Regions from separate parts of the Homo sapiens genome. Here all the other regions are linked to region 2. Evidence: read pairs that join two places in POLR2A ChIA-PET (ENCODE). Cell type or tissue: GM12878. All regions are shown on one strand.

Region 1 (8,000 bases), 370 kb before region 2:
TATTGTCATTATTACTATTGAACATTGTTTTCCAATCACTTTATGGTGGTTAACTTTGTGTCTCTATCTGGTTGCAAAGTTTCCTGTAGGCAGCAATTAGGCCTTCTATTCCTGTATTCTCCATTACATATAGAAAGCACTCAATACTCATTGATCTCATTGATTGATCCTTCATTTCCTCCATTTATTCAACTAACAATTTTTTTTTTTTTTGAGACGGAGTCTTGCTCTGTTACCCAGGCTGGAATGCAGTGGTGCGATCTTGGCTCACTGAAACCTCCACCTCCTGGGTTCAAGTGATTCTCCTGCCTCAGCCTCCTGAGTAGCTGGGATTACAGGCGCGTGCCACCACACCCAGCTAATTTTTCTATTTTTAGTAGAGATGGGGTTTCACCATGTTGGCCAGGCTTGTCTCAAACTCCTGACCTCAAGTGATCTGCCTGCCTCAGCCTCCCAAAGTGCTGGGATTACAGGCGTGAGCCACTGTGCCTGGCCTTCAACTGACAAATATTTATTAAGGACCATCAATTTATAGATGTAGGGTCATAGCTGTGAGCACATCTGTGCTCTCATGAAACTTCCATTTTAGTGGTTGGAATAAGTAAAAACACCAGGGTACTTTCATTTTCTTTTCCAAATTATGAATCCTAAAATGACCAACTTCACAGCAGTTGCAGAAGTTAAGGTGCACTTTGTACAAAGAAAGTTTCCAGCATATTCTGCTGCTTAGTGCTATGCTAACAAAACAAAACAGGCTCACCAGGTGTGAATTCATTCTGATCACTGTCCCCTTCAGAGAGGTGCTTACTTCAAAAAGCCAAGTATTACCTTTCAAAGTCCTGAGGTGGGAGGAGTTCACACACGGTTTCCCTTTGGTTCCCTTACTTCTTCCCATTACTTTCCCTCAGACATATACTACTTTATATAATATAGTTATATATGTATATATGTGTATACATATATGTGTGTATATGTGTATACATATATATGTATACATATATGTATGCATATGTGTATACATAGGTGTGCATATATGTGTATACATGGGTGTGCATATATGTATACATAGGTGTGCATATATGTGCATACATATGTGTGCATATATGTGTGTGCATATGTGTGTGCATATATGTGTGCGTATATGTGTGTGCATATATGTGTGCATATATGTATATGATGTACATATGTATGTGTGTATTTTTATTATTTATTTATTTTAGAGTTGGGGCCTTGCTCTGTTGTCCAGGCTGGAGTGTAGTAGCACCATCATAGCTCACTGCAGCCTTGGACTCCTGAGCTCAAGCAATCCTCCCACCCTTAGCCTCCTGAGTAGCTGGGACTACAGGCGTGCACCACCACGCCCAGCTATGTGTGTATATTAAAGTCTGTTTCTTTTCACTGCATTCATAGTGGTTCTAGGAAGACTTTTATTTTAAACAGTAGTCACCCCAGTGCCGTTTGTCCTCTGGAGGGATTTCTCAAAGGCAAGACAGCATCAAAGCTGTAAACCTTTGCTTTTGATTCTCTTTTTTGATGCTGGAAGTTTCTCACCACGTGCTTTTTATTTGTCTAAGCAATAGTGGTATGTGGGAAGCCTGGGACTCTGGCTGCTTCTCAACTGTTGTTATTTAGGTCATCAGTAGTGTTGAGTGGCAAATTTTACAGCACTGTAATAACAGTAAGACTGATTCTCAAAATATGTGTTTTCCTTGTTATATTTGTTTTGACAAAATAATCTTTGACAGAAAGGAGAACTAAAAAAGTGAATATATTTGTTCCAGGCTAACTGTCCAAACTTCATGATGCACACAATATAAGAGTCATAAAACTCCACCTTTAAAAAAGTAATTATAGTGCACATTGGTATAGTGCTGCATATAATGTTATAAATCAATTAATAGATAGCTACAAAGACACAGGTATCTTCTGAATGAAGATGAAAGTGGGAAAGTCACAAGGATGGCCCTCAATAAATATAAAATCACCCCTGCATCCCACTGCAGGGGTATCAGGCCAAGATAGTAGGTACAATAATACTTGTTGAATGAATGAATTTAATTCACTTCTTTTATCCGCAACTCCCAAATCCCTAATATTTCAATAGTGGATTATCTTTGAAGATAAGGACACATGTTATGAATAGGAATAATAATAGGATTATAACAAATCATATATTATTTTAAACTAGTATCAGTATGGTCAGAATTTAGGGTCTTAAGCCAGGGTTCATGTAAATAATTGTTCACTCACTCTTTGTGCATCATCTGAGTAATCCAATTACAGACAGATGGGAAAATAAAAGTTTCCAAAACAGGAATCAAGAGCATTTTTCTTGTTAGAAATGCACGTTCTCAATATTTCGCAGGTTTGCTCTAGGTGATCCATTCTTGATACCCAAAGAATTGCTGTCAGAGGTCTTACTACTCAGAAGTGGGGCTAAGTGTCTTTGAAGAACTATGAATTTATGGATTGTCATGTGGGGTGATTATTTTTATTTGTCCAAATAGAAAGGGCACATGGAAAGCAGATGGCTGTCATTCAGCACAGAATGGCTCCAGGTGACAGTACTGTTCCCAAGTTGAGCTCTGCGGAAGCTCAAACCAAGTCGACTGTGGACAATCGATGGGTAACTGCAGTCTTTCCTGCATAGACTCTGAGCTGAACTTTGTGCTGCATTATCTCCTTGTAAAGAGAGATTTGTTTACTGAGCAAGAGATTTCTGAAATGATTGAAAGTCCTAAAGGTAGAGAGTAAAGGATTCTTGTCAAACAAGTAGAGTTCACATCTCTAGTCCAGCCTGGGAAGAGCAGAGAAAATATAGACATTTCTTAGGTTTCTTGTTTATTCATACAAATGGAACAACAGAAATGCAGTGATCCTGGAGAGTCTTAGGCTGAGAAACAGTTGGTCTCATCAAATGAGTTTCTCTAAGAGTAGATCATTTGGGGGCCCATATGTTAGACAGCTAGTTGAGTATTTCTACCCCTTAAAGATATGGCAGCTTACAACCCTTGAAGGACAATTAATTCTGTTAATATGTTGGTACTGACCAGTGAATTCAAACTATAATTTCCTCATATGACATATTTGTAACAGCCAGCTTGTTTCTCCCTTCTATTTCCATAGCCCACAAAGCTAGAACACTCTAATTTGTCTAACTGGTGAGTGGAACTCAAAGTTTTTAGTCAGGAAGAACTTGAAACCTGACCAAGTCTCCAAGCAGAATGCATAATGCACATTGGCTACAGAGTTATATGGGAGATTGTCCCTAAAAAAAGTGTGAATCATAACTGTATAAATTAAAATAAATCTGTGTGTATACTTAAATAATAGGTCTTTCTAAATTTACCCCAACTTCTCGAGCTGTGTTGAATCACATTTGCATTCATTCATTCATTCATTCATTCGTTCACTTAACAAATATTTATGAAGCACCTACTATCGCCAGGCTCTGATCTAGGTACTAGGAATATAACTGTGATCAAAAAGATGAAAATTGTGAGGCTTACATTTAGTGTATTTAACAATAATGGCTTCAGCATATAAACAACATTCACCAAATTAATTCCATGATTGCTCCAAGTGACCCATTTTACTTTAGTCTGTCTCTGACCACTCTTGGCTCTCAATTGTTCTTCAGTTTATTTCCTGCCTAATTACTTTAGTTTGGCACATGGATTGACAGACTTTCAGATCAGAGTCTGCACTTTGTTCTTTGTATTCCAAGCAACTACCTTTCCCTTCTGGCATGGTTCCCCTGACAATAAATGATCCAGTAATAAACCTCCTGACTTGCACCCCCAGAGCCTACCACTTTTCTTACAGCCCATACATACCGGAGATGGCCTAGGCCACAGGCAGATGCTAGACAGTAGACTTGTGCTTTGTCCTAAGCTCTAGAATGCATGGTTGTGCACAGATTCTGCTTGGCCCAGGGAAAGCTGAAAATAAACGAGGTAGTTCCAGGGCAAAATCAAGAAGCAGATGAAGATAACTTTCCTACCTTAACTTCCTGTTTCTTTCCCTTTCCTCACTTGGTACATTTTTTCTATCATTTTACATACTGCTTTGTCAATTGAGGGACCAAGAAAAGGGGATGTTTCTTCTCTGACCTGTTCCTTCTGCCCGCATAGAAGGGAGTCCTGGCTGTAGCAGCTGGAGGCTTGCTCCCTCTGAGCTACTAGGAGTGGGGAAGATCCATTCGGATTTCCTTCCCTGTCCCCTGAGCTCTAAGTCCTCATTAATTATGCTGTGCCTTAAGCCTCTTGGACACCAAGAGCCAGAGAAACCACCCACAGGCCTATGTCTCTGTATAATAGTGGTAAATAGCATTAGTTGAGTGCTTACCATGTACTGGGCTCGTACTAAACACTTCACATGCACTATCTGCTTAATCCTCCCAACTTGATGAAATAGGCATATTATTGCCACAGTGTGAGATCTGAGTGGAAATTTATTTTACTGTTGACCAGGCATACAGTGGAGTTTTGGCCCTAGGGGCTGGGGTTCAAGAGAGAAAGTGGGCTGGGCGTGGTGGCTCAGGACTGTAATCCCAGCACTTTGGGAGGCCAAGGCAGGTGGATCACTTGATGTCAGGAGTTCAAGACCAGCCTGGCCAACATGGTGAAACCCCATCTCTACTAAAAATACAAAAATTAACCAGGCATGGTGGCGCATGCCTGTAATCCCAGCTACTTGGGAGGCTGAGGCAGGAGAATCACTTGAACCTGGGAGGTGCAGATTGCAGTGAGCTGAGATCACACCACTGCACTCTAGCCTGGGGGACAGAGCGAAACACCGTCTCAAAAAAAAAAAAAAAAAAAAAGACAGATAAAGTGTTTTATGTTAGTTGTGTATTGCTGGGTACTCCCAAAAGTTACCTCAAGTTTAGCAGCTTAAAACAACAAACATTTATTATCTCACAGTTTCCAAGGGTAAGAAATCTAGGAGCAGCTTAGCTGAACGTTCCTGGCTTACAGTGTCTCGTGAAGTTGTAGACAAGATGTTGGCCAAGCCTGCAGTCATCTGAAGGCTTGATTGGGATGGAGGATTGGCTTCTAAGATGACAGACACTCATGGCTCTTGGCAAGAGTGGTAGCTGACTGCACTCATTGAAAAGACCTGAGTTCCTTGCTGGATGTAGGAAGACTGAAGAAGACTTCAGTTCCTTGCCTCATGGGCCTCTTCTCTAGGCCTCAAGCCATGGCAATGGGCGTCCCTGAGAAAGTGCAGTACAAGAGAAAGCAAGGCAGAAGCCACAATGTCTTTTGTAACTTAACCTTGTAATTGACATTTCATCATTTCTGCCATATTCTATCCATCACATAGACCAACTCTGACACAATGTAGGAGAGAACTACCCAAGGGCATGAATACCTGGAGGTGTAGATCATTGGGGGGCCACCTTGGGGTTGGCTACCACATCTTCTAAAGCTAAAACCACAAACTAGCTCTCTTCTATATTAAAAAACCAAGTCTTAGAGTGTCTCTTATTGGCTGGCAATATCTGGCTTTATTGATTAGATATTATATAAGTGCTGGGCTGCTTAGAAGTGTTGTCTTCCCACTCAGGTGGAATGCCCACTCAGGATTAGGGCTGTCAGTTGTCTTTACTGACAAGTGTAAGTGGGGTACCCAATTTGGGATTATTAGTTGTTATTTTAGCAGAAGTCAGGTTTGTGCCACTGTCAACCTGGCTATGTTAAGGGTTTGTGATCCTCATTTTATAGGCTTTGGGAATTTAGATATTTGCTCAAGGCAACACTGCTGTTAAGTGGAGGAAACAAGGATTGTAATACAGGCAGTGAGACTGCAGAGGCCACCCTCATAACCACTACTCTACTGCACTCTACCCTAAAACAGGCTATAGCCTCCTAATTCCTTCCAGCCACCAGCCCCAAACCCAAGAAGCAAAGGGAAGGGAAGCTAGAGAAGGAAATGGGTGCTACTCAAGAGACTCTTGAGGATGTGTATGGTAGGTCATCCTAGAAGACTGGAAGGTAAACAATTTGGAACCACCCAAGGGGTTTACCTTGCCCACTGCCTAGACAGAGCTGATTTCTCAAGACAGGGGAATTGCAATAGAGAAAGAGTAATTGACACAGAGCTCGCTGTGCGGGAGACTGGTGTTTTATTGTTACTCAAATCAGTCTCCCCGAGACTCTGGAGCAGTTTTTAAGGACAACTTGGTGGATGGGGGGAGCCGGGAGTACTGATTGGTTAGGGATGAAATCACAGGGAGTTGAAGCTGTCTTCCTGAACTGAGTCAGTTCCTGGGTGGGCCACCCAGGATCAGATGAGCCAGTTTATTGATCTGGGTAGTGCCAGCTGATCCATCAAGTGCAGGGTCTGCAAAATATCTCAAGCACTGATCTTAGGAGCAGTTTAGGGAGGGTCAGAATCTTATAGCCTCCAGTTGCGTGACTCCTAAACCATAATTTCTAATCTTGTGGCTAATGTTAGTCCTACGGAGGCAATCTAGTTCCCAGGCAAGAAGGAGGCCTGCTTTAGGAAAGGGCTGTTACCATGTCTGTTTTAAATTGTAAACTATAAACTAAGTTTCTCCCAAAGTTAGTTCAGCCTATGCCTAGGAATGATCAAGGAGAGCTTGGAGGTTAGAACCAAGATGGAATTGGTGAAGTTATACCTCTTTCACTGTCTCAGTCATATTTTGCAAAGGCAGTTTCAATATGGTTAGGTCACAAGAATGCTCCAGCATAGAGATGGAATGAGAAGGTCGACGAAAGGGATCTCCTGCTTCTGATGGGCTGATTCAGGGTCTTCATTTCCTATTATGTATGAAAGTGACATAGGAAACCTGGTTTTGGTAAAAAAATTTTGCAAGGGTACTTTTCATTGATGCTGAATAATTAACAGAATAAAAGGAAAACATATAGACACTTTCTTTGGCAAGATAAAGGGAACACAGCTATAGTCATTAATGTAAAATGTTTCCCATTTGTGTCTGGTTAATATAATCACTTTCAGGAATACATGCAAGAGAATCACGGGCTCTGAAGTGAATCTAGCAGACTCTAAAACATGTTTCCACTGGATGTTTCTCTTAGGGCTCACTCTGCCCTACCTTCCTTTTCCAAAAACAAAATAGAAAGTAGCTATTCCTTTTGGGAAATGGAAAGTGATGCTTGCCCTGAAGATACCGTGGAGGCTGACCCAGGCACTGTGGCTGATGTATGTGCATTATGCAAGTATTTTGTTAGAGATGATGCCACATTAAGAAGCGCATACGTATCTTCCTCTTCTGTGACGCCTTCTCCGATTTTGCCATGGTGATCCAGGTACTCTCTCTTCCTGTTTTACCCACATTGAAGTTTGGATTAAGGGTAAGAAAGGAAAGGTCACGTTAAAACATGGAGCATTTGGAGTTGAGGAGGTTTGCATTGCTCTAAGGATTGTTGGGGAACTCTCAGACTTCCCAGTTAAACTTTCAAGTTCTTGGTTCTCATTTTTCTTCAAGAGTGAATGTAGGGTGGGATATACTCCCTTCTTGCTGTGCACCAAAATAAATACACTGACCCTTTCCATTTTAAGGGCTTCGTTTGGGACTAATTATCATGGAAAAACAGAAGGTAATAACAAAAATAACAACATGGGGAAGTACAAAGTCTCCAAAAAAACCTGACATGGTGTTCAACTTTATCCTTATCTGTTACCCAGAAATGTAGATATCTTCTCTTCTGCTGTCAAGGGCAAGGCTGTCATCAGAACTTCTCCTTTCTGAACCTTTTCTCTCCCTTATCTTGTTCCCACAGACCCCCTTCTCCTTCTCTGAGGGCCTCTTTGAAGATGTGTAAGAGCAGTTTGGGGGTGGACACATAAGCATCCGCATGCCCCCAGAAAGAATCATTTACTGTCAGAGTCATTAAAAAAAAAAATTCTCTTCATCTCTCTCAATGCCTCCCTTGTGCCTCTAAATTTTTTTTTTTTTTTTTTTGCAGTAGAGCTGAACGCAAAAAAACTGTGGCTGGGGAAAAAGGACA
Region 2 (8,000 bases):
TCTTTGAAAAATTGACATTTTAATTACGTTTTTTTAAATGTCCGATTCATATAATGATCAGAAGTTAACTAAGAATACTCTATTTCGAAAGTTTTATGGAGCACGCAAAGTGTCACTTTCTAGTTTGGAAAGAAAGGGATTTTGTTGTTGCTAGTTTAGGAATATGCTGGGTTTAATTATTACAGGATAATTAAAGAACTAAAGCTAAGAATGTATGTGTGGTTTTTGTTTTTTTTTTTTTAACCTTTTACTAACTCTTAATGGATATGTAACATTTGCATTAGGATCTTGGATAGAGTTACTTAATAGTGGATCAGACAACTTTCCAGATAGGGAATCAAAGTGAGACTCGCTGTTTTGAGACAAACTAGTTCAGACTGTATATAAAATCATTTGTTTTATATAAAGATGCATTTCAGGTTCTTTAGTGGTAATAAAATAGTTACAGTATAATATGTTTTCAGGCAAAAAGTCTGTCAGAATGGTCTTTAGCTGCTTCATTGCCCACAGGTTAATTGGTATAAAAACTTCCTTGACACCACTTTTAAATATATTTACATACACACGTGTGTATGTGTATGTGTGTGTGTATGTGGGTATATTTGTGTATATACATGTTTGTACATACATTATGTGTGTGTGTATATACGCTTTGTCTTATCTGTAATGGCCAGTGTTTGAAGAAGAAAGAAACTAGACCCTATAGATTAAAATCTTTGAGGATTTTTCAAAGCTTTCCATGGGGGAGCATTTCTTACACCCCACGTAAGGAAATATTGGTCTGGGTATTTCATGGACTATTGTGTTCACTCGTTAGCTGAAATGATCAGCTATCCTAAGACTAAATACTAGCCTAATCATTAGCTTTTTTAATTTCTTAAATTCCTGAGATTGGGATTTCATGTACTAGTAGAATTGTATTTTACAGGCCCAGAGCAATGGCTCACGCCTGTAATCCCAGCACTTTGGGAGGTCGAGGCAGGTGGACCACGAGGTCAGGAGTTCAAGACCAGCCTGGCCAACGTAGTGAAACCTCGTCTTAACTAGAAATACAAAAATGAGCCAGGCATGGCGGCTCACGCCTGTAATCCCAGCTACTCTGGAGGCTGAGGCAGGAGAATCGCTTGAACGCGGGAGGCTGAGGTTGTAGTGAGCTGAGATCACACCATTGCACTCCAGCCCAGGTGACACAGTGCAAGACTCGGTCTCAAAAATAAAAACTGTATTTTACGCAGTGACAATTCGGTAATATAGTCCATGATTTAATGAAACAGTAGTGTGGGATTGGATTTTTGATATTTGTTTTGTTTTAAAATTCTAGAAGGAGTTAGCTTTTGCAGCCCGTTCTGATGAATTTATTGTCTTTACTGCAGGAATGTATTTTGTAATTTTTTTAGATATTACAAAGTATGAGGAAAGCTTACAAGTCTACAGAAGTGCTGTGTGTTCTCATCAGTAGATTTTAGTTGTTAAAATTAATTACTTTGAACTGAGATTGCACCACTGCACTCCAGCCTGGGTGACAGAATGAGACTCCATCTCAAAAAATAAATAATAAATAAAATAAAATTAATTACTTTGAATAGGTAATATTGCCACAGTTTAAAATTCAGAAGTCCCCTTCGTACATCAGCCTCCAGCTACTAAATTCTTCTACCTGGAATCTAATAACTGTTATTAGTTTCTCATTTATTACCTTTTAATAAAAGATGAATTTGGGTTCTGGAAATAATCTTGACATGGGAGTTTTTGAAAATAGATGTATTTTTTTTCTAGTTATTGGAAAAGTCACAGGACTGTTTTGAAGTGCTGAAAATCTAATTGTGATATTTATAGTTCAAGAAATTTAATGAATGCATTAATAGATTTTGCTATTCATTTCTACTCTGAGCTAATCTTGTAGAATAAAAACCTAGTCTCTCTAATCCCATATTTGTGGGATAAAAATCTTATCTATGACACACATATATATGTACCCACATATATATACATATATATGTATATATGTACACACGTGTGTATATATATACATGTACACACGTGTGTACATATATACATATATATGTATATATATGTACACACGTGTGTATATATATACATATATATGTGTATATATGTACACACGTGTGTATATATATACATAAATATATATATCTCCCCACCGGCAATATTTTATGTAATATTATACGTACTGAATGATTTCAATTTTTAAAAACCCTGCAATTCCATAAATACGTGTATATATATACATATATATGTGTGTATATATACGTGTATATATATACACGTGTGTGTGTATACGTGTATATATATACACGTGTGTGTATACGTGTATATATATACACGTGTGTGTATACGTGTATATATATACACGTGTGTGTATACGTGTATATATATACACGTGTGTGTATACGTGTATATATATACACGTGTGTGTATACGTGTATATATATACACGTGTGTGTATACGTGTGTGTATACGTGTGTATATACGTACGTGTGTGTATACGTGTGTATATACGTACGTGTGTGTATACGTGTGTATATACGTGTGTATACGTGTGTATATACGTATATATGTGTGTATACGTGTGTATATATACGTGTATATACTTTTTTCTCGACACTGTACTGATGAGGAATGAGCTGTATATTTATAATATGCAGCAGCCAGGAGACACTCCTTGCTGTTCTAGTCAGGAATGCTAGTTATACTTTCTGTGGCATTGTTCTAGCATGTGATATTTTAACTTCATGGATCCTGTGCAGTCTTAATAGAGGAGTTCTGCACAAGAAACATGATTTTTCCTGTTTTAGGAAGTAAGTACTGTGGGGTACTACTCTGTCATCTGGTGGCTAACCCTTCCAAATGTATCCCATGAGAGGAGACAGTGCCACTCAACCTTTTGGAGGCAGGAAGTATGGGAGCTGTAAAAAGAGCCTATTTTCTTAAAGCTTGGAACTTACTTGAGGGATAGAAACAGAGTAGTGTTGCTATTAGTGTTAAAGTTGTGCTGATGAGGCCTAAGAGCTCTGCTGATAAGGCCTAAGAGCTCTTATCCTGCTTTTCTCCCTTTACTGGAAATTCTGACAAACCCAAGAGAAGGCCAACCAGCTTGGAGACCTACTAGGTAAGGCAGGAACCACAAGTAGTTCCTGATCTGTTAGTGAGAACCCCTAGTTTGAGTATTTTCTCAAGTCCCCCCGCCCCCCACCGTTTGTTTTAACTTTGAAAATAACCAGTTTACAGTAATGAGCTATTTCAACATGAGGTCTTTTATTGTCCCCCTATTTATCCCTGATATTAAAGTTACTCTTATTTTGTTTCTGTCTTGTCCCACTTATCTTTGAAGTATTACTCTGTTTTAGACCTTCCAATTCACTGATTTATCAGACCTTTGAAATATATTCTTATCTTCCACAGAATTATAGTATGTGACTTTGTTGGCAAAGTATTCCCCAAATTGTAGTTGCTACCCTGTGAAAATAAAATTATGAAGATACACTATAAGGAATGAGACAGTATGATGTAAAGAGCTCAGAGTTAAAGCTAGCTAGATATGGGTTCTAATCCTGACTACACATCTGATTAGTTATTTAACATTTGGTGAGCAATGTTACCTCTCTGAGCCTTACTTTGTGATCTTTCAAGTGGGAATCACACCTGCCTTATAGAACATTTGTAAGGATGAGAGATAGTAAAGTTCCTAGCACATGATAGATATTTAATAAATGATAGGTCTTTTAAATATAAAAAGTAAGGGATTGTATCAGCTGTATATAAAATTAAACCCAAGAGATAAAATTCAATCTGTATGACTTGTTACAACCTCAGAGAAACTGATTTGTTGAAGCTTATACCAATTCTTTTTTTTTTTTTTTTTTTTGAGACGGAGTCTTGCTCTGTCGCCCAGGCTGGAGTACAGTGGCGCGATTTCGGCTCACCGCAAGCTCCGCCTCCCGGGTTCACACCATTCTCCTGCCTCAGCCTCCTGAGTAGCTGGGACTACAGGTGCCCACCACCACGCCCGGCTAATTTTTTGTATTTTTAGTAGAGACCGGGTTTCACCATGTTAGCCAGGATGGTCTCGATCTCCTGACCTCGTGATCCGCCCGCCTCGGCCTCCCAAAGTGCTGGGATTACAGGCATGAGCCACCGTGCCTGGCCCCCTTATACCAATTCTGTAAGAGATTTTATTACTTTTTTTTTTTAATAAATGAAGAAGTAGAGGCTCAGCTATACAACAATGAAGATGCATAGTAAGTAGCAAAAAAATTTCAAAATTGATTTATATCACCTAATCTTTCTATAAACAAGGAAAGATACCAAAATACATTTGGCAGAATGTTTGTATAACTTTCAGGGGATGCAATAACCTGCCCCTTGAAGCAGATCTGTCCCCTGTTCTATACCATCTGTCCTATTGGAGATGGCTGCACTAGTCTGATGCTATTGATTGTTGACTTATCTGGTTTCACATTTTTCAAGTAATCTTCTGATTATAATTTTACCTCTCATGTAGATTTGTCTCAAGATGAGACTCTACTGATTGACCAGCATGTTTTTCCAGTGTGTTGATGAGATCATTAAGCACTCATTATACAAAGAAGGGTAGATTTCCCCTGAATTACTCATAAGTTATGAATAAAGGGTATTAACTGATTTTAGCTCATGGTTGTAGGCTGGACTATTTCAGAAGGAGAAAAATGTGCGTTAAATTAGTTTTAGATTTCAGTGGTAATTTTGACTGGTTTGTGGACTAAATATTCTTTTCTCACCATGGTTTGGTGTGTTTCTTATATGTGTAGCTTGGAGTTTTTATATATGTTTGGTTAGCATAAAAAATGTGCTTAAACTTAATCCTTAGAAAATAGAGAAATGAAACCAACTAACTTCCTTTACATGATTTATTTCAGTTGAAGGCAAATATCAAAAATGTTTATTTTCCTTTGAAAATGAATGCATTAATTGCATTTAAAACGTTTTTTAAACACCCCGAATAAGATAGCATGTTAAAGCAAGTGTGAGTTCAGTATGTTAATTGCTTGCTCTCCCAGTTTCTAAAAACCCCGTTGTTAAATGTTTTGTTCTTTTTAACAAATGAAGATCATGGGGCTATGTTCAAAAAGGGGAGAAAATTGTTTTCTTCCATGTGGTGACTAAACCTTAAAAAACATTAAGGAATATTTTCACATCTCATGAGAGAAGAGGTGTCATTCATCCTTTTTTTTGTGTGAAGAGAGCTTTTGTATTTTCTCATACTTAGAGATTATTTGAAGGCTAGAAATGGAGTAAGAATATGTACTTTTAGTTATTTTTCTGATAATAGTGATAATCTCATTTTTACTCTTTTTTCCTAGTGAACAACACTCCTTTTCCAGATGGTTGAGTTGAATTGTGGCAAAATCTTTGTTGGAAATTTTTCTTTTTTCTTTTCCTTTTTTTTTTTTTTTTTTTTGGTTTAAGACACAGTCTCACTCTGTCACCCAGGCTGGAGTGCAATGGTGTGATCTTGGCTCACTGCAACCTCTGCCTCCTGAGTTCAAGTGATTCTCCTGCCTCAGCCTCCTGAGTAGCTGGGATTATAGGTGCACACCACCATGCCTGGCTGATTTTTGTATTTTCAGTAGAGACGGGGTTTCCCCACGTTGGCCAAGCTGATCTCAAACTCATGATGTAAAGTGATCTGCCCGCCTAAGCCTCCCAAAATGCTGGGATTACAGGCGTGAGCCACCTCACCCGACCAGAAGTTTTTCTTTAGTGTGAAATTAACTGGCCACTGTGTGGGTTTAACCTTTGATATTGGTGTCTGTGTTACTGTAGTGTAACCAACTGACTTGAATCAGTTTAGCCTTTGCTGATTTGCCAACTCTACTTGGGTTTAGATACAATAATTCTTTTTTATATCCAAGCATTGATTTTTCTATCTTCCATTCATAGTATATTAACATACTGTATATAAGAACATGTGGCTTTATGAGATTCTAACACTTAGTAGGAAAGGGGATGGGGAAGAGGAAGAGCATGTAACTATTTTTTATTCCCTTGTTATATATTGAGATGGACAACTTTGGTATGTATGTTACTAGTTATTGTTTCTTCCCACATAATTGGTCATAACTTTTTGAAAAAAGAAAAAAACAAGCTTTAAAGGGAATTAGAAGTGAATAAAATTTAACAAATGAAAAGTAGGAGTCTTTCCAGACTTCTATCATAGTAAAGAAGAAATATCAAAGAAGATTTGTTGAGAGAAATAGAAGTTGGAGTAAGGCACTATATTTTGAAAGCTAGTATTTTTAGCAAAGTGTTCTTATGGTAAAGGAAATTATAGACTCACTCACTTTATTTCATATAAGGTCAGCAATACATAAAAGTAGCCACTATACTACTTCACACTTACATATGAATGACTGATGTCTTCATTAATTCTCTGAAAGACATTTGCATTTTTAAGAGACTGATTATGATAACTTGTCAAATTTTGGTATTTTAGGCCAAGTAAAAGAGGGAAGCGAAATTAAACAATTGGGCGGGGCATAGTGGCTCATGCCTGTAATCCTAGCACTTTTTGGGAGGCTGGGTGGGGTGGATCGCTTGAGCCCAGGAGTTTGAGACCTGCCTGGGCAACATGGCGAAACCCCGTCTCTACAGAAAATACAAAGTTAGCTGTGGGGTGGTGGCCCATGCCTGTAGTCCCAGCTACTCAGGAGGTTGAGGTGAGAGGATCATCTGAGCCAGGGAGGTCAAGGCTAGAGTGAACTGTGATTGAGCCACTGCACTCCAGCCTGGGTGACAGAGTTTTAAGACCTTGTCTCAAAAAAAAAAAAAAGAAAAGAAACAATTTGGAGAAAGATCTTTCGGGTAGGAGTGATTCTTCAGAGGCAAATAAAGTATTGGGGGAGGGGGAGAGTAAAGGATTCCTGCAAGAATCACTTAACATTACGTGTTTATTTCTTTTCCTGATCTTTTTCTGACTTTTAAATTTTTCTCTTAAAGTTTCACTTTTTAGAAAATACTCAAAAGACTAATTTTGGGGTGAGGATTGTGAGGGAGAGAAGTAGAGTATGTATGAATCATTTGTGTTAGCAATAGTTGTTTGAATTAGAAACAGTCTATAGTTTTTAAAATATAAATGGGCTATATACATTTAAAACTATATAGTTATGGCTGGGCATGGTGGCTCATGCCTGCAATCCCAGCACTTTGGGAGGCTGAGGCGAGTGGATCACGAGGTCAGGAGTTCGAGACCAGCCTGGCCAACATGGTGAAACCCTGTCTCTACTAAAAATACAGAAATTGGCTAGCTGGGTATGGTGGCAGATGCCTGTAATCCCAGCTACTCGGGAGGCTGAGGCAGGAGAATCGCCTGAAACCAGAAGGCAGAGGTTGCAGTGAGCCCAGATCATGCCACTGCACTCCAGCCTGGGTGAAAGAGTGAAATTCTGTCTCAAAAAAAAACAACAACATAAACTATATAGTTATTTAAATTGTGGAAATAATTTCTGCTAATCTTGTAATTGAAATATGTAAGTGCACAAATCATCCGTGTACAGCTTGATTACTTTTCCTGAAGTAAACACATCTGTGTAACCAAAAATACCTACAGCAAGGAATAAAGCACTACTAGTATCCCAGAAGTGTCCCCCTTGAAGGGCCTTCCTAGTCACTGTTCCCAACCCCATCTTTCTGATTGCTTGGATTACTTGTGCCTGTTTCTTAACTTTATGTAAATGTAACCCCCCAGTATGTACTCCTATGTGTCTGACAGAATTCTCCCTTAATATTTGTTGTGAGCTTCATCCATATTGCTGCTTGTAGCATTAGTTTTTTCATTGTTCATTCTTGTTGCTGTTTAGTATTACATTGTATGAATATACTACAGTTTATCCATTCTACAGTTGATGGACATAGGATTGTTTTTGTGTTTGGATGTCAGGAGTAGTGCTACTGTGAGCATTCCTTTTTATTTTTCTGCATTTTTTTCTTTGCATATGTGAGC
Region 3 (8,000 bases), 82 kb after region 2:
TCTTTTGAGACGGAGTCTCTCTCTATCACCCAGGCTGGAGTGCAGTGGCGCAATCTCGGCTCACTGCAAGCTCCACCTCCCAGGTTCACGCCATTCTCCTGCCGCAGCCTCCCAAGTAGCTGGGACTACAGGCGCCCGCCACCACGCCCGGCTAATTTTTTGTATTTTTAGTAGAGACGGGGTTTCACCATGTTAGCCAGGATGGTCTCGATCTCCTGACCTTGTGATCTGCCTGCCTCGGTCTCCCAAAGTGCTGGGATTACAGGTGTGAGCCACCGCGCCTGGCCATTTTTGCATTTTTAATAGAGACAGGTTTTGCCATGTTGGCCAGGCTGGTTTTGAACTCCTGGCCTCAAGTGAGCTGCCTGTTTCAGCCTCAGCCTCCCAGATTGCTGGGATTACAGGTATGAGCCACCACGCCTGGCCTAAATGCTTAATAAAGATTATTCTGTGGTATGTATTCACAGGCAGTATGCCAGATACCAGGGATGAAAATATAAATAAGACCTTAGTCCCAAGGAATATCTGCAGTTTCCATAGTTTCACTCTGTTTTTTAATAGTTAATTGTTTCTGTGGTAGTTTAATATACTTTGTGCTAATTAGAGAAAGAAAATATTTATTCCTCATTAAAGTTTTAGGAACATTAAATCAGCAAACAATCAGTAGATATCTGTGTGCCAGACACCAATATGTGCCTGGGCTTTCGCTTCTGGTAACTCTAACCTGGTTAATACTTACATAAAGCTTTACTAAGTATAGGCACTCTGCGGAGCATCTTAACCTGAGTTAAGTCATATAATACTCACATCAACACTGTGAGGTAGATACCATTAAATATTGATAAGGATACAGAGGCACAAAGATACTTACTGATCAGTATACAGAGGCACAAAGAGGTTAAATTACTTACTCAGGGTCACACAGGAAGTGGAATTCCTGGGATTCAAAATGTGGCAGCTCGGCTCCACAACTATAGCATAGCTATACTATACTGCCTGCAGCTCTCTGCATCTATTTACACTTCTAGTTCTCTTAATTTTGTCTTGTAATGGTCACTAAAATTCTAGTGTAAGAATTTTAACCACTACCTAATGTAAAATCCTTACTGTATTCTCTAGGCTCACAAATGTTGACCTTGTAACTTTTATTTTTAAATAGGCAATGCATTAGCAGGAATTCAAATTAGGACAAACAGTTGTCCAATTGTTCGGCATAACAAAATTCATGATGGCCAGCATGGTGGGATTTATGTGGTAAGTTAATGTATATAGTTCCCTATAAACTCATGCATCAAAACCAGGGGGATAAAGGGTTTCTCCTCAAGCTTTTAGGTAGGCCATATTCAACTTTTGAGGTATGAATTTGTGACTGTCTTTAATAGTTAGACAAAAATAACGTTCTTCTTCTCCCTGCCAGTATCTTAATGATTTCTGATTTTAAGTTTGTGTTTAATTATGTAAAATTTACTCAGCAGCTGACTAAATTTAGCCATAAGAGAAACACCTTTTTATTAAAGTCTTTATTATTGGCAATATGGGCTAGCCTCAGCAGCAGTTCATTTGCAGTCTATTATATTTGTTACACCAGAATTTTACGAGTATGACTACTGTATGAGTCACTGAAGTTCTGCCACTTTTTCATTTGAATTTATGTTAAAATATAATAACTTTCAAAATTTTGAAACCTGTGTATTAATCGTCTTCACTCATGGTATCTAAAATTTTGCAACTGATTCAAGTAAGAAAATGTAGGAAATTTCAAAAAGGTCCTTATGCAAGGCATTACTTTTAATTTTCATTTATGGTTCTAGAGATGCACATGTCCTCAGTTACCTGCTAAAAGTAAAAATTTTGGGAACATGAAGCCATATCATTTTGAATTGATTTCTCGAGAAATAGGTTTGAAGTAACTGTTAATTTATTACTAAATGAGAGGTCGTCAGTTTGTTACACATCCTAGGGTGAATTAATTTCTTTTGCTAAAGAAAATTGAATGCTACTACTACTATTACTGTGATATTAAAAGTATAAAACCACTTAAAGAACAGTATAAAATTTTTGAAAGCTTAAAACTCAGGTAGAGGCTACATAAAAAGAATGTTGGCCGGGCGCGGTGGCTCACACCTGTAATCCCAGCACTTTGGGAGGCCAACGCGGGTGGATCACGAGGTCAGGAGTTCAAGACCACCCTGGCCAAGATGGTGAAACGCCATCTCTACTAAAAATACAAAAATTAGCCAGGCGTGGTGGCAGACGCCTGTAATCCTAGCTACTTGGGAAGCTGAGGCAGAGAATTGCTTGAACATGGGAGGCGAAGGTTGTGGTGAGCCAAGATCGCGCCACTGTACTCCAGCCTGGGCGACAGAGCGAGACTCCATTTCAAAACAAAACAAAACAAAAGAATATTGCCATTACCTCCTTACTCGGATGAAAAAACAAAAATGGAAAATTTTTTAACTGTCTATAAAGGGGGTAACAGACTATAAACGCCTTGCTTATAGAAGATAAATATTATAACCAGTGTAACTTTCATTTAGCATGAAAAGGGACAAGGAGTAATAGAAGAGAATGAAGTTTATAGTAACACTCTAGCTGGAGTCTGGGTGACAACTGGCAGCACTCCAGTACTGAGAAGAAACCGGATACACAGTGGCAAGCAGGTAGGATTAGCCTGGACTCTTGGATGGGAAATACATTGTTTTGTAAATACTTGTCCCTTGAAAAAGCTTTTTTTTTTTTTTTAAATTTTAGGTTGGTGTTTATTTTTATGACAATGGACATGGAGTGCTAGAAGACAATGATATCTATAATCATATGTATTCAGGGGTTCAGATAAGGTAAATGTTTTCATATTTGGCTATCTTTTGGGAGGGAGTTAGGAGTATGTGGGGTGTGTAAAAGAAATTTGCTTATTGTTTAATGCCCAATCTTTATCCCCCTATTGTATATATATTCACATTCTTAAAATAATCTTGACTTAAATTGTCAGAATGTAGCTTTCCTTGGTCTAGGTGAGGACAGAAGCCACTGGCACATGTGCCATAAGAGCTCACTTCCACCGTTCTGCTTTCCACTATGAGAGTCACATCAGCTGCCAATATGATCCTTCATACTTGGAGAGTGGAAGTCTGTGTTAAAATACTTGTGCATTATGCCTGGCATATCATTGGCACTCAATAAAATGAAGCTTCTGTTTTATGCTATTTCTGTAAAATTAATAGTTTTTGATACCCCTCTAATATTTTAAGTTTTTGGAATTCTAGCAGTACTAATGATCATATACTGGCTTACCTCTGTTTATTACACTTTACAGTTCATTGTGCTTCACAGATACTGTGTTTTTTCACAAATTGAAGTTTTGTGGCAATACTGTGTTGAGCAGATCTCTCTGCCATTTTTTTCCAGCAGCATGTGCTCACTTCCTGTCTCTGTGTCTCATTTTTTCATTATCATTATGTCTGTTATGGTGATCTCTGATCAGTGATCCTTTTTGTTTGTTTGAGACGGAGTTTCACTCTTGTTGCCCAGGCTGGAGTGCAATGGCACGATCTCGGCTCACCGCAACCTCAGCCTCCCAAGTAGCTGGGATTACAGGCTTGTGCCACCATGCCTGGCTGACTTTGTATTTTTAGTAGAGATGGGGTTTCTCCATATTGGTCAGGCTGGTCTCAAACTCCTGACTTCAGGTGATCCACCCGCCTCAGCCTCCCAAAGTGCTGGGATCACAGGCGTGAGCCACCACACCCACCCTGATCAGTGATCTTTGATGTTACTATTGTAATTGTTTTGGGACACCATTAACTGCGCCCAAGATAACAAACTTCATCTGTAAACGTTGTGTGTGTTCTGACTGTTCCACCAAGCAGCCATTCCCATCTCTGTCCCTCTCCTCAGGCTTCCCTATTGCCTGAGACACAACAGTATCGAAATTAGGCCAATTAGTAATCCTCAAATGGCCTCTATAAGTATTGAAGTGAAAGGAGGAGTTGCGTATCTCTCACTTTAAATCAAAAGCTAGAAATGATGAAGGTTAGTGAGGAAAGTATGTCTAAAGGCTGAATAGCCCAAAAGCTAGGCCTCTTGTCCAGTTAGCTAAGTTGTGAATGCAAAGGAAAAGTCCTAGAAAGAAATTAAAAATGCTATTCCAGTAAACACATGAATGATAAAGCAAAGCAAAACAACCTTATTGCTTAGTTTCTCAGGGTTCAAAGCAAAATAAAATAATAACAAAAAAATGGACTTATGCTAATATGGAGAATGTTTTAGTGATGTGGATAGAAGAACAAACCAGCCGCAACATTCCCTTAAGCCAATTCCTAATCCAGAGCAAGGACCCAACTCTCTTCAGTTCTATGAAGGCTGAAAGAGGTGAAGAAGCTGCAGAAGAAAAGTTTGAAGCTAGCAGAGGTTGATTCATGAGGTTTAAGAAAAAAAGCTAAGTGCAAGGTGGAGCAGCAAATGCTGAGATAGAAGCTACAGAAAGTTATCCCAGAAGATATAGCTAAGATCATTGTTGAAGGTGGCTACACTAAACAGATTTCAGTGTAGACTCAATAGTTTTATATTGGAAGAAGATGCATCCAGAACATTCATAGCTAGAGGGGAGAAGTCAATGCCTGACTTCAAAGGGCAAGCTGATCTCTTGTTAAGGGTTAGTTAAGCTGATGACTTTAAGTTGCAGGCAGTGCTCATTTACCATTATGAAAACCCTAGGGCCCTTAAGAATTATGCTAAATCTACTCTGCCTGTGCGCTATAAAGGGAACAACAAATCATGGATGATAGCACATGAATTTACAGTACAGTTTACTGAATATGTTAAGTCCACTGAGACCTAGTGCTCAGAAAAAATATTTCAAAATATTACTGCTCATTGACAATGCACCCAGTAACCCAAGAATTCTGATGCAGATGCACAAGGAGATTGTTGTTTTCACGCCTGCTAATACAGCATCCATCCCACAGTCTGGATCAAGGAGTGATTTCAATTTTTAAGTCTTTGTATGTAAGAAATACTTTTTAGAAAGCAGTAGTTGCCATAGATAGTGATTCCTCTGATGGATCTGGGCAAAGTAAATTGAAAACCTCTGGAAAGGATTCACCATTCCAGATTTCATTAAGAACATTCATGATTCCTGGGAGGAGATCTGAAAAAGTGCTGTAATCCAAGCATTTTGGGAGGCTGAGGTGGAAGGATCTCCTGAGGCCAGGAGTTCAAGATCAGCCTGGGCAACATAGCAAAACCCTGTCTCTGTAAAAAATAGAAAAAATTAGCTAGGCATGGTGGCATGCGCCTGTGGTCCCAGCTACCCGGAAGGCTGAGGTGGGAGGATCGCTTGAGCCCAGGAAGTCGAGGCGGCACTGAGCTATGATTATACCACTGTGCTCCAGCCTGGATGACTGAGTGAGACCCTGTCTCAAAAAACAGAACAAAACAAAAAAAAATTGCAGTTATGCCCTGAGCCAAATGTTGAGCTTTTCTGCCCACAAAGTGCAAAATTGTAGTACTGGCAGAGGTGCAACCCAAGGGGTCGCCAGGGTTCTCACCGCCCTTGGCCATGGGGCAGGCTGATCTAGACAGCAGGGGGATGTTTTCAGGGCTGAAGGTTCCCCCTACCTAGTCGTGAACACATCGGGTGCTGGAGCACCTGTGTTCCCATGAGGCCAGCGTGGGCCATGCATGGCTTCAAAAGGCCCTCGAGGCTTGACTAAGTGCGCCAGTTTCATTCTGAACATGCTGCTCTAAAACACATCCCTGCTGAGCCACAGGAGGATCAGATATTGTGAGCTTCTGGCCCGTTGATGCTCAAGAGCTGGGGCATGCGGGGAAGACTCCAGAACTTCTAACTCTCGCTAACCTTACATCTGGGATTCTTACGCCCTCAGCTGAAGAACTCTATGAATTTCAGCTTTGAAGAGGTTCTTCTAACACTTGGCCAATTTCAACCAGGCTTTGCTAAAGTCCTCTGAAATTGGGGGTCTGAAAGCCAGTTACTTGGATCACAAGTTACCTGTGAAATCTGCAAGGACCTGCTGTCAGGGCTCATTAAACCCCGAAGTATGGCACCTTGGCATGCGGACTACTCTGACCCAGAGGAGACTGGAAGGCCTCAGAAGCCAGGTCTTTGTCCTTCCCTCCTGGTTCCTGCCTCCTTTTCTCCCCCAAATTGAGTCCCAGAAACCAGAATTCCTTTTCCTCAAAGCAGGTCTTAGAAACTAGAATTCCTTTCTCTCAAACCCAGCCATAAAACCTAGCTAGGTCACTCTCTCCCTTCTCCCTGGAAGATCCTCATTCCCGAGGGGGATACCCAGGGGAAGGGGAATTGTACAGAGCGGCTTTGCTGGGTTTCCCGACTCTGTCCATCACCGTTAGGCCAGATCCTTTGTGTCCAATCACATTTCTGCGTGGATGTTCATTCATCAAACCTAAATACAAAAATAAACGTTTTTATGGCCAGGACAAAAAAAAATTAACAGGAGTTTGGAAGAAGTTGCTTCCAACCCTCATGGATGACTTTAGGGGTATAAGACTTTGGTGGAGGAACTAATTCCAGACGTGGTAGAAATTGCAAGAGAAGTAGAATTAGAAAATGGAACATGAAGATGTGACTGAATTGCTGCAACCTCATGATAAAACTTGGACAGATGAGGAGTTGCTTCTTACGGATGAGCAAAGAGTGGTTTTTCTTGAGGTGGGGTCTGTTCCTGTTGAAGATGCTGTGAACATAGTTGAAATGAAGACAAAGGATTTAGAATATTACATAAGCCTGTTAATAAAGTAGTAGCAGGGTTGGCAAGGATTGACAACAATTTTGAAAGAAATTCTACTGTGAGCAAAATGCTATAACAACATTGCATGCTACAGAGAAATCTTCCGTGAAAGGAAGAGTCAGTCTATGTGGCAAACTTAATTGTCTTATTTTAAGAGATTGCCAGTTGGTCAGGTGCAGTAGATCATGCCTGTAATCCCAGCACTTTGGGAGACTGAGACAGGTGGATCACTTGAGCCCAGGAGTTTGAGAACAGCCTGGGCAACATGGCAAAACTCCATCTCTACAAAAAATACAAAAATTAACTGGGCATGGTGGTGTGCACCTGTAGTCCCAGCTACTCGGGAGGCTTAGGCAGGAGGATTGCTTGAGCCCAAGAGTTCGAGGCTGCAGTGAGCTATGATCATGCCACTGCAACTCCAGCCTGGGTGACAGAGCAAGACCCCATGTCTTTAAAAAAAAAAAAAAAAAAAGACTCCCTGAAGGCTTAGATTGTTATGAGCATTTTTTTAGCGATAAAGTATTTTTAAGTTAGGGTATGTGCTTTTTTTTATGAAATGCTATTGCATACTTAATAGACTACAGTATAATGTAAACCAAAAAATTGATGCGACTCTCTTTATTGCAATACTCGCTTTATTATGGTGGTCTGGAACGGAACCTGCAGTTATCTCCAAGGCATGCCTGTAATTCAGTCCTTCATTTTACATATGAGGGGAATATATGTCACTTAATATAACCCCATTTAGTTTACATGTTAGGAAACTCTACAATAATAATCTGTAGTAAAGTATGTTCTGTGGGAAATACAGGATTAAGCAAAATTAAACCACTTTCTTCTCAGGGCATCTTGGACTCCATTGTATAGTTAATTCTTACTAAGTGACTTATGTGGATTTCTCCACTGTTTACCTCACGTAACATGAAGATATGGGAGTAGAAGCTATTGAAATGGTATTATTGTCTATTCTGTTTACAGGACTGGAAGCAACCCCAAAATTAGACGCAACAAAATCTGGGGAGGACAGAATGGTGGAATTCTAGTTTATAATTCTGGTATGTTTAATCTGTCATCTTTTTTCTGTGTTAATAAACTTTAGAAATACACCTTCTAGGCCGGGCACGGTGGCTCACGCCTGTAATCCCAGCACTTTGGGAGGCCGAGATGGGTGGATCACCCGAGGTCAGGAGTTTAAGACCAGCCTGGCCAACATGGTGAAACCCTGTCTCT

Evidence for each region. Peaks named below come from ENCODE experiments on the same cell type or tissue, not always from the same donor. Only the 100,000 strongest peaks of a DNase experiment are listed, where the experiment ranks them.
Region 1: POLR2A ChIA-PET joins it to region 2 with 5 read pairs; 2 of 35 experiments call an interaction of 5 or more read pairs at or near these places.
Region 3: POLR2A ChIA-PET joins it to region 2 with 8 read pairs; 2 of 35 experiments call an interaction of 5 or more read pairs at or near these places.

The regions. Positions count from the first base shown.
Region 1 is chr2:48,265,051-48,273,050 of GRCh38, reverse strand. The region is part of intron 2 of LOC102724008 (a long non-coding RNA gene); the gene reads right to left. Among named protein-coding and RNA genes, the nearest start is that of FOXN2, 46 kb to the left of the region's middle. In GM12878, no CTCF peak of the experiment used is centred here; no DNase peak of the experiment used is centred here.
Region 2 is chr2:47,895,161-47,903,160 of GRCh38, reverse strand. The region is part of intron 1 of FBXO11 (F-box protein 11); the gene reads left to right. Among named protein-coding and RNA genes, the nearest start is that of FBXO11, 7.3 kb to the left of the region's middle. RefSeq lists a silencer at 933-1,202. In GM12878, no CTCF peak of the experiment used is centred here; a DNase peak (open chromatin) is centred at 4,649; H3K4me3 peaks cover 4,169 bases; H3K27ac peaks cover 3,500 bases.
Region 3 is chr2:47,813,616-47,821,615 of GRCh38, reverse strand. FBXO11 (F-box protein 11) reads left to right here. Exons shown (of 23, transcript NM_001190274.2): 14 at 1,160-1,254; 15 at 2,538-2,660; 16 at 2,752-2,837; 17 at 7,749-7,825. Among named protein-coding and RNA genes, the nearest start is that of MSH6, 34 kb to the right of the region's middle. RefSeq lists enhancers at 5,506-5,555, 5,716-5,785. In GM12878, no CTCF peak of the experiment used is centred here; no DNase peak of the experiment used is centred here.